Regions from separate parts of the Homo sapiens genome. Here region 1 is linked to region 2. Evidence: chromatin contacts called from ENCODE Hi-C or POLR2A ChIA-PET data. All regions are on one chromosome and are shown on one strand. Each heading gives the region's core, a stretch centred on a gene start or an enhancer-like site at or near the end of the contact. The rest is flanking DNA. Distances are from core to core; before and after follow the strand shown. Region 1 holds the start of LRRC74B (leucine rich repeat containing 74B). Region 2 overlaps SNAP29 (synaptosome associated protein 29).

Region 1 (4,376 bases), core at 1,570-4,069, 160 kb after region 2:
TGTGGTCAAAGGGTGGCCAAGGATGTTGGAAGGGGAGGCTGACCCTCCAGTGCTGCCCATGAGAACACTGAATTTGGGGAATGCATGCCCAGGAACGGAAGGTGAGGGCTGTGCAGAGGGTGCTGAGAGTGGCAGCCATTGGGATTAGGAGGGATGGGTGGCCACTATCATTGGCGGGGGGCCTCCTGAGGGTAGAAACAGGGGCTGCAGGCTCTCATGATGCCTGGTGTGAAAGTTCAGCTTGGCTGCTGTGTGGTGTGCACCAAGCAGTAGGGAGGAGGCGAGAGGGGCATCTAAGGGCCTTCTAGGAGGCCATAGTCTCATGCAGGCATGGCATGGGCAGTAGTGAAAAATGTTGGAAGGGACAGGAAGGGGTTGAGGCTGAGTCATGGGTCTGGCTGAGGCACTAGTGGATGTCACAGCCATCATGACTAGTGGATGTCACAGAGGCCATGCCAGGAGAGGGAAATAATTGATCTTTGGACATATGAGTGTGCACCTGGAAGACAGCTGTGCTCTGGGCAGGTGTTCACTGGGGCTACATACACCCTGGGAATCAGAGGAGCAGAGGTGGGTGGAAGTTAAGGCTGTGGATAAGCTGGGTGGAGGGAAGAGGAAAATGCAGCTGAGAAGGGTGGAGGAGGAGCACCTGACCGAGGTGCCCCAGGTCAGGGAGCAGGGCTACAGGAAGTTCCACGCCCTGGCCCCACCACACCCCTCCCACACCACTCTCAAGCTCAAGCCATTAGTCTCAAACACTCCCTTCTTTTCTGTTGGCAGCCTTCGGAAATGCAGTTTCTCTGGCCTGGTTTCTCAACCCATCCCTTTTTCTACCAGAAACCTCCTACACATCCCTGAAAGTCCTGTTCAGGTGCCACTCCTCTGTGAAGCCCTTCCTGAGAACCTGCAGCCACCTTTGGCATCACATGCTTCTCTCTCGCACACACTGGCTGCATGGCGGGTGTTCAAGCTGTCAGTGGGGAAAGGACTTGCGCCCCCGTCAGCAACATCAGGGCCCCCACCTGAGGTGGCTTCACGAAGTCGGCCACATCCCACAGCCGGTTTCCAAGCTCCTTGATCTGAGTCACGGAAACCCCTTTGAGTTTGGTTGTGATGGAAATCTGGGGTTCCAGGTCCCGCTCCTGGTAGCCTTTTTTGGCGAGGAGCGCCCACCTGGGAAGGAGAAGATGGGCAGTGTGGTGTCCCCCCAGCGTGTAGTGACGGGGCAGAGCTGGGCCCTACATGCTCAGTTCTCTCCCCACACCCTACAGGCTCCCAGTCCAGCATCCTCTCTGGCCCCACTTCCCACTGTAGACTCCCTGAACGAGACAGAAGCTCCAGCCATGCATCAGAGAGCCAGTGCCCTCAGACAATCACCTTCACTAGCCAGCACCCACCCCCAGCCTCAGTAGACCCAGCTCCGAGCTTATAGACTCCCCTGACCGGAGATATAGCTGGTGGTCTCTCTGGGGGCCTAGTGCTCCAGCTCTCACAGATGTTAAGGACAATGTCTTGTGCCCCCTGGGTGGGGCCGTGGGGAGGGACTGGGAAGCAGGCAGGTGGACACACAGGACAAACACACAGCTTGTTCTTGCTCTCCTGTCTTGTATTGCCTACCTCCCACCCCGTCCCATTATGGCCCCTTCCCCTCCAGCCCCTAAACAGCCCAACCCTCAACTTCAACCCAGCAGGACCAAGCCCCACCCCCGACCTCTTCCCTTGCCCCTCCAGCCTGGCCAAAAGCTCTTCTCTCTTACCCTACCACATAGACGACGATCCCAAACTGCAGCAGCCTCTGCAGGGCGCCCCCCCACCAGTTCCTGGTCATCACATACTTCTCCGTTTTATAATCCAGAAGCCCCTAGTCTGCTGTGGCCCCTGGGGAGCCCATGCTGCCAGCTCCTGCTAGCTGCGGGCACATGAGTCAGCATGGCAGCTGCAGCCGCAGCTGAACAGGAGGCAAAGCAGGGCCCGAGCCAGGCCACGCCAGCCGCTGTTAAAGGGACACTTCCACTAAAGCAGGATCCAGCCTCCAACACCCAGCCTTCAGCCCCTAACCCCAGCTGCCCTGCACCTCCCACCCTCCCTACATTCTCTTTGCTGGGCCCTGGTGGCACACAGAAAACAGCAGCTCTGTCCCTGCCCTCTGGCCTCACTTCCTCCGGTGGGAGTGGACGTGGTGAGAGGATGGGGAAGGACAGCTGTTATCAGTGCTGTGAGAAGACGGCCTGAGGGCAGCAACAGCCCCGGGGGGGCTCTGAGTAAAGCTTCAGGAATAAGTGACTTCTGAGCTGACGCTTGCAGATTCTGAAGTTCAACAAGCAGACAAAGATGGGGATGGAGGTTCCCAGGGGAGCGAACAGCGTATGCAAAGGCCAGCGCATGCAAGAGAACTGAGAGCCACAGAGTGAGAGGGTGACCTGGCTCTGCGAAGTTCCCCAGGCCCTCCTGAAAAGCCATTCCCAAGTGCAGTGAAGAAAACACAAGCTCTGGAGTCAGGCATGTTTCCCATTCCATGAAAGGGGGGCGATGCTGGAACCGCCTAGGGGAGGCAGGGGGATAAACGCAGCAAGGCGCCCAATCCGGTGCATGGTCTGTGGCGCATGCAGTGTATCAGCCCGGGCGAGGAGCCTCAGCACAAGCCGGCCACAGTTTCTACGGCAACCGACAACACCGGGTTGCCGGGGCGACCGCCGCGGGAGAGCGCGTCGCTATTGGCTGTGGGGGGTGCCTGTTGCTGGACGGCACATTCGGTTGGTCAGCGCAGCCGCAGACTCCGCCCACAATCCCGGGCCGCGCTCTGGGCGCGGGGTCAAGCTGTCTCCGACTCAGTGTCTGAGACTGCGAGAGGGTCGTAACCATGAGGGGTTCCTGTGAGAGGTCTGGGGAGGATGAAGAGCAGAAAGAAGAGGCTATGGTGGCCTGTGGGCGTCTTTCAGGGGTCCCCGAGGCCGAGCAGGGTCCCGAGGCCAATTGGGACTCCGACCTGGAGACGGAAGGTGCTCGGGGGAGGGGGCAGGCCCGACTCCTCCCCTTTGGGGGTCTTCTCCCGCAGGGGTTGGGGGAGGCGGGCTGGGGCTAAGGCCAGCAGGGAACGTACCCGCCTGCGGGGCGCCTCCAGCCCCCTGCCTTCCCTTCATTGCTCCTGGAAGCATCAGGATAAAATGCAAAATCCCGCCAGACAGTGCACCAAGGGCTGTCCCACCCTGAAATGAAATCAGAGCCGGGTTTTCCCAATCCACAGGAAAAACTAAGCTAATGGATGTATGGAATTTAGAACTATCTCGGTTTTTTCTCCCGTAAAATGTTTACAAAACATTTGTGGCCTGCAATCCAGGTTAAAAGACACAGCATGCAATTTGGCATCAGACAGGCAGAGGCCTGACTCTGGCAGGATTAGCTACCACCACTAGCTGTGGGATGCTCAGCGCAGGCCAGCCATGACTTCTACTACAAACAACATTGGGTTGCTTGGGCTCATATTTATTAATAAATAAATATATAAATAAATTATTTATTTATTAGAGCCAGGGTCTTGCTCTGTCACCCGGGCGTCAGTGCAGTGGCAGGATAATAGCTCACTGCAGCCTTGAACTCTGCACTCTAGTGAGCCTTCTGCCTCAGCCTCCTGAGTAGCTGGGACTACAGGAGACCACCACGTCTGGCTAATATAAAAATTTTTTGGCTGGGTGGGGTGGCTCACGCCTGTAATCACAGCACTTTGGGAGGCCCAGGCAGGCAGATCACCTGAGGTCAGGAGTTCGAGACCAGCCTGGCCAACATGGTGAAACCCCGTCTCTACTGAAAATACAAAAAACTAGCCCAGTGTGGTGGTGGGCGCCTGTAATCCCAGCTACTCGGGAGGCTGAGGCAGGAGAATTGCTTGAACCTGGGAGGCAGAGGTTTCAGTGAGCCGAGATCGTGCCACTGCATTCCAGCCTGGGTGACAGAGCAAGAGTCTGTCTCGAAAAAAAAAAAAAGAAAATTTGTCTAGCTATGTTGCCCAGGTTGTCCAGCTTTCTTTTGATAGCCGTATGACTTTAAGGAAAAGATTTGCGTTGCCTGAGGCTTGATGTCCTCATCTGTCATATGGGAGCAGTGGTCCCAAGAAGCACAGGAAGCAGTGCTTCTAGAGGCAAAACATAGGCCAGGTAGTGACACAGGGCAGGGGAGGACACAGGTGGCTGTAGCTGTGCAGGGTCCACATTCGTCCCCCTGTCTCCTGCCAGGCACCGATGGGCTTGGAGAACTGGTCAGGGACACACTGTACCTGAGGTCTTGCCGGGCCCATAGTGTTGTGCCCATCTCCTGCTTTCTGCGCCAAGGGAGCGCCCAAGAGCTGAACCTCCGGCACCGTGGCCTGGGGCCCCAGGTAC
Region 2 (4,105 bases), core at 1,338-3,837:
ATGAGCCTGCGCTGTGCTCCTCCCTCATCCCTCTGGATAGCCTCAGAACCAACCCCTTCGTTCCTTCCACCCATTTTCCAGATGAAATTGTTTTGGGTGTGTGAAGCAGCATTTGAAGGAATGTCAATTAACCGCTCTCCTGGTGTTTCCTTCTAAACTTAGACCCTGTCCCCAGAGGGGCTGGTTCTGCCATGAGTACTGATGCTTACCCAAAGAACCCACACCTTCGAGCCTATCACCAGAAGATCGACAGCAACCTAGGTAAGACTGAGCACCACACCAGCTTCTGTAAGCCACTGTCCTTCAGGCAGCTTACGCCAAGCATAGCCCCTGCATGAGCATCCTCCAGCTTCAGTTCCCTCACCACACATCACATCCCACGCCAAGCTGGGTCCATCTTGCCACCTCACTGTCTCTGGAATCTCTCCACTTCTCACCATTTCCTACTTCTAGCCCAGCCGAGCCCTCCCCACCTCTCACTTTCATGAACAGCACCAGGGACCCAGGAGTCCCTGAGAGGCCATAAAGTATAGCCTGGACGTGACCGCTCACTTCATCCTTCCCACCTGGCCACTCAGAGCCCTGTTTTCCTCCTTGTGAAATGGGCTACCTCTGAGAACAGTGGAAAGGTTACCTGAGCCAGAAAGTGCCTGGGATGGTAAGAGTTAGTGCTCGTGTTGCAATTGGCACTTTGGCCACACAGCCTCCAGCATGATGTTTCAAAACGGAAGGGTGTGCAGGGGGCCGGGCGCAGTGGCTCACGCCTGCAATCCCAGCACTTTGGGAGGCCAAGGCGGGTGGATCACCCGAGGTCAGGAGTTCAAGACCAGCCTGACCAACATGGTGAAACCCTGTCTCTACTAAAAATACAAAAATTAGCCGGGCGTGGTGGCAGGCGCCTGTAATCCCAGCTATCGGGTGGCTGAGGCAGGAGAATCACTTGAACCCGGGAGGCAGAGGTTGCAGTGAGCCAAGATCGCACCATTGCACTCCAACCTGGGCAACAAGAGCGAAACTCCACCTAAAAAAAAAAAAAAAGAAGAAGTGAAGGGTATATTCTTCCAGAACTCTCTCATGGAACCCCACACACTCACAGTGCAGTCCAGGCTCTCTTTGGCTGCCCTAGTCCCTTCTGCCCTCATCACCTGCAGGCTCGTGTGGGATTTCTGATGTGAGTTCTTTCTGCCTCGTGGCCCCTATCTGCCTGGATGGGCTCCCCCGACTCTCTGTAGGCTGGCTCCTTCTCTTTCTGTCAGTCTTGCATTAGTATGGCCTCCTCTCCCTGTCTCTCAGGACCCTTGTGTTTCCAGGGGGCTGCCCTGGCCGTTTGTGATTGTGTATCTGCTGGTTTGCCTGCTGTCTTCCCAATCAGACTGTAGATTCCAGGACAGCATGGGAGTGTTTCCATTTTGTCACTACTTTGTATCTGGGGCCCAGCAGGCAAGCACTTAGTGATTATGTTTTGTTTTGTTTTGTTTTGTTTTGAGACAGAGTTTTGCTTTTGTTGCCCAGGCTGCAGTGCAATGGTGCAATCTCAGCTCACTGCAACCGCTGCCTCCTGGGTTCAAGCGATTCTCCTGCCTCGGCCTCCCGAGTAGCTGGAATTACAGACATGCACCACCATGCTCAGCTAATTTTGTATTTTTAGTAGAGATGAGGTTTCTCCTTGTTGGTCAGGCTGGTCTCGAACTCCCGACCTCAGGTGACCCGCCTGTCTCGGCCTCCCAAAGTGCTGGGATTATAGGTGTGAGCCACTGCGCCCTAGCCAGTGATTATTTTTTGAATGGAAAAGTCAGTTACTTGAAATTCAAGTAGGTGTTGGCCTGTGGGCAGTTCTGTGAGTTTATTCTAAGTAGTGTCTCAGACTTGCTGCCTCCTCCTACCGCTACTCCCTGAGCAGAAATCTCCCCCGTGGTGACCTGGGTCACCCTGTCAGTCTCCCACCCCCTGTTAGGAGTTGGCAAAGTGTAGGGGACAAATAATAAAATCCTCCCCTGCTGTAAAGGTATCTAGTGGAAGGCAAAACTGAAACCCATGAAGATGCACATGGAGTGTCTGTGCACGGGTTTTCTCCTGCTTGCTGTCTGGGAAGCCCCAGACAGCTGCCACCTCCTTCTATGCCCTGGACTCTGTCCTCCAGAGCCAAAGACTTATCTGAGGCAGAAGGTGTGTCTGCCCAGATCTAACCACTCCAGAGAAGCCCAGAGAGGCGTGAAAGCCCTTTGTCCTTCACTGCGAGAAAGGGAGAGGTTAGGGCTAGTGGTATGGTTGGTGCCTGCTGGCAGAAGTGGGAGAAGGGACTTTGAGGAAGGATACTGCATTCAGAGGCAGGAAGAAGTGCTGAGTACTGCCCGCCACTAGGAGGTGCTGAGGGTGCACAGTTGGCACTGTGGACGAGCAGCTGGGCAGTTACCGGCAGGACGCAGTCTAGAGTAGGAGGTGGGCCTGGGCAGAAGGGCGAGTGGCTAGTTCAGAGCTCAGCCCTCTGGCCCTGCTGACACAGGCCAGGCCGGTCCACTCTGGTGGGGCAGGGAGTGTTGCCTTTGTTCACACTCTTCCCGTCTTAACACTATCTCCCTGCTATTTCAGGATCTCAGGCAAGCTCTCTGGACTCCAGCGCCCTGGCCTGGTGGTTTTACATTATCACACATTTTATCTCAGCCTCTCTGTTTGCTTATCCTTTGCTGCCCTGGCTGCCAGTGAGCTTCCTCCTGAGGCCTGAGGCAACCACAGGCTCTGCTCTCCATGGAGCACGAGGCCATGAATTTTAGTAAGCTTAAGAAGCAAAGAGCTGAAGACTTATCTTTTTTTTTTTTTTAATTTTAATTATACTGTTTTTCTCTTTCTTTTCTTTTCTTTTTTAGAAATGGAGTCTCGCTTTGTTGCCCAGGCTAGTCTCCAACTTCTGGGCTCAAGTGATCCTCCCACCTCAGCCTCCCAGAGTGCTGGGATTACAAGCATGAGCCACTGTGCCTGACTTGAAGACAATCTTTTTATTTTTATATTTTTTAATTTCTTTCTGAGAGTTTTACTCTGTCGCCCAGGCTAGAGTGCAGTGGCACAATCTCAGCTCACTGCAGCCTCTGCCTGCTGGGTTCAAGTGATTCTCATGCCTCAGCCTCCCGAGTAGCTGGGATTACAAGGTGTGCACCACCATGCCCAGCTAATTTTTGTATTTTTAGTAGAGACGGGGTTTCACCATGTTAGCCAGGATGGTCTCGATCTCCTGACCTCAAGTGATCCACCCACCTCGGCCTCCCAAAGTGCTGGGATTACAGGCATGAGCCACCACACTCAGCCTATCTTTTTATTTCATTTTTTGAGACGGAGTCTTGCTCTGTCGCCCAGGTTGGAGTGCAGTGCATTGATCTCAGCTTACTGCAACCTCCTCCTCTCAGGTTCAAGTGATTCTCTTGCCTCAGCCTCCCGAGTAGCAGGGAATACAGGCATGCACCACCACATCTGGCTAATTTTTATATTTTTTAGTAGAGATGGGGTTTCACCATGTTGGCCAAGCTGGCCTCAAAATCCCGACCTCATACGATCCACCCACCTCAGCCTCTCAAAGTGCTGGGATTACAGGCATGAGCCATTGTACCCGGCCAAAACTACCTTTTTAAAAAAACTGATTTTGGCCGGGCGCGGTGGCTCACGCCTGTAATCCTAGCACTTTGGGAGGCCAAGACGGGCGGATCACAAGGTAAGGAGTTCGAGACCAGCCTGGCCAATATGGTGAAACCCTATCTCTACTAAAAATACAAAAAAAATTAGTCGGGTGTGGTGGCGTGTGCCTGTAGTCCCAGCTACTCAGGAGGCTGAGGCAGAAGAATTGCTTGAACCCAGGAGACGGAGGTTGCAGTGAGCCGAGATCATGGCACTGCACTCCAGCCTGGACAAAAGAGCAAAATGCTGTCTCAAAAAAAAAAAAAACAAAAAACTGATTTTGCTTAGATTTGTGGTACCAGTGCTAAGCCTTTGTGTATCCTGATCCTTTTTCTCTTAGTGTTTTATATTTAATCTTGCAAGTAAGAAGGCTTACAAAGCACCACCTCTTCTCTCTCCTCTCTGGCTCTTTCCTGGCTGCTGTTCCTAGTAAAAAGGCAGA

Evidence for each region. Hi-C counts contacts between places; a loop is a spot of excess contacts on that map. ChIA-PET counts read pairs that join two places held with the same protein, here RNA polymerase II (POLR2A). Pooled maps may share reads with other maps.
Region 1: a loop to region 2 is called in a pooled map, with 4 times the contacts of the local background. The contact joins the promoter of LRRC74B here to the enhancer-like site in region 2. A Hi-C loop is called at or near these places in 7 of 50 pooled maps. POLR2A ChIA-PET finds 5 or more read pairs at or near these places in 4 of 52 experiments (RWPE1, WTC11, activated CD4-positive, alpha-beta T cell and 1 more).

Annotation. Positions count from the first base shown.
Region 1 is chr22:21,043,127-21,047,502 of GRCh38, forward strand. It overlaps LRRC74B (leucine rich repeat containing 74B), which reads left to right and starts at 2,820. Exons shown (of 10, transcript NM_001291006.2): 1 at 2,820-2,999; 2 at 4,230-4,372. The coding sequence starts at 2,861. It also overlaps the pseudogene P2RX6P.
Region 2 is chr22:20,883,309-20,887,413 of GRCh38, forward strand. SNAP29 (synaptosome associated protein 29) reads left to right here. Exons shown (of 5, transcript NM_004782.4): 4 at 163-261. Among named protein-coding and RNA genes, the nearest start is that of SNAP29, 26 kb to the left of the region's middle. RefSeq lists an enhancer at 2,463-2,963. Within about 2 kb of position 2,588, at least 25 of the 41 ENCODE cell types and tissues checked have a DNase peak (open chromatin) inside an H3K27ac peak, as active enhancers do.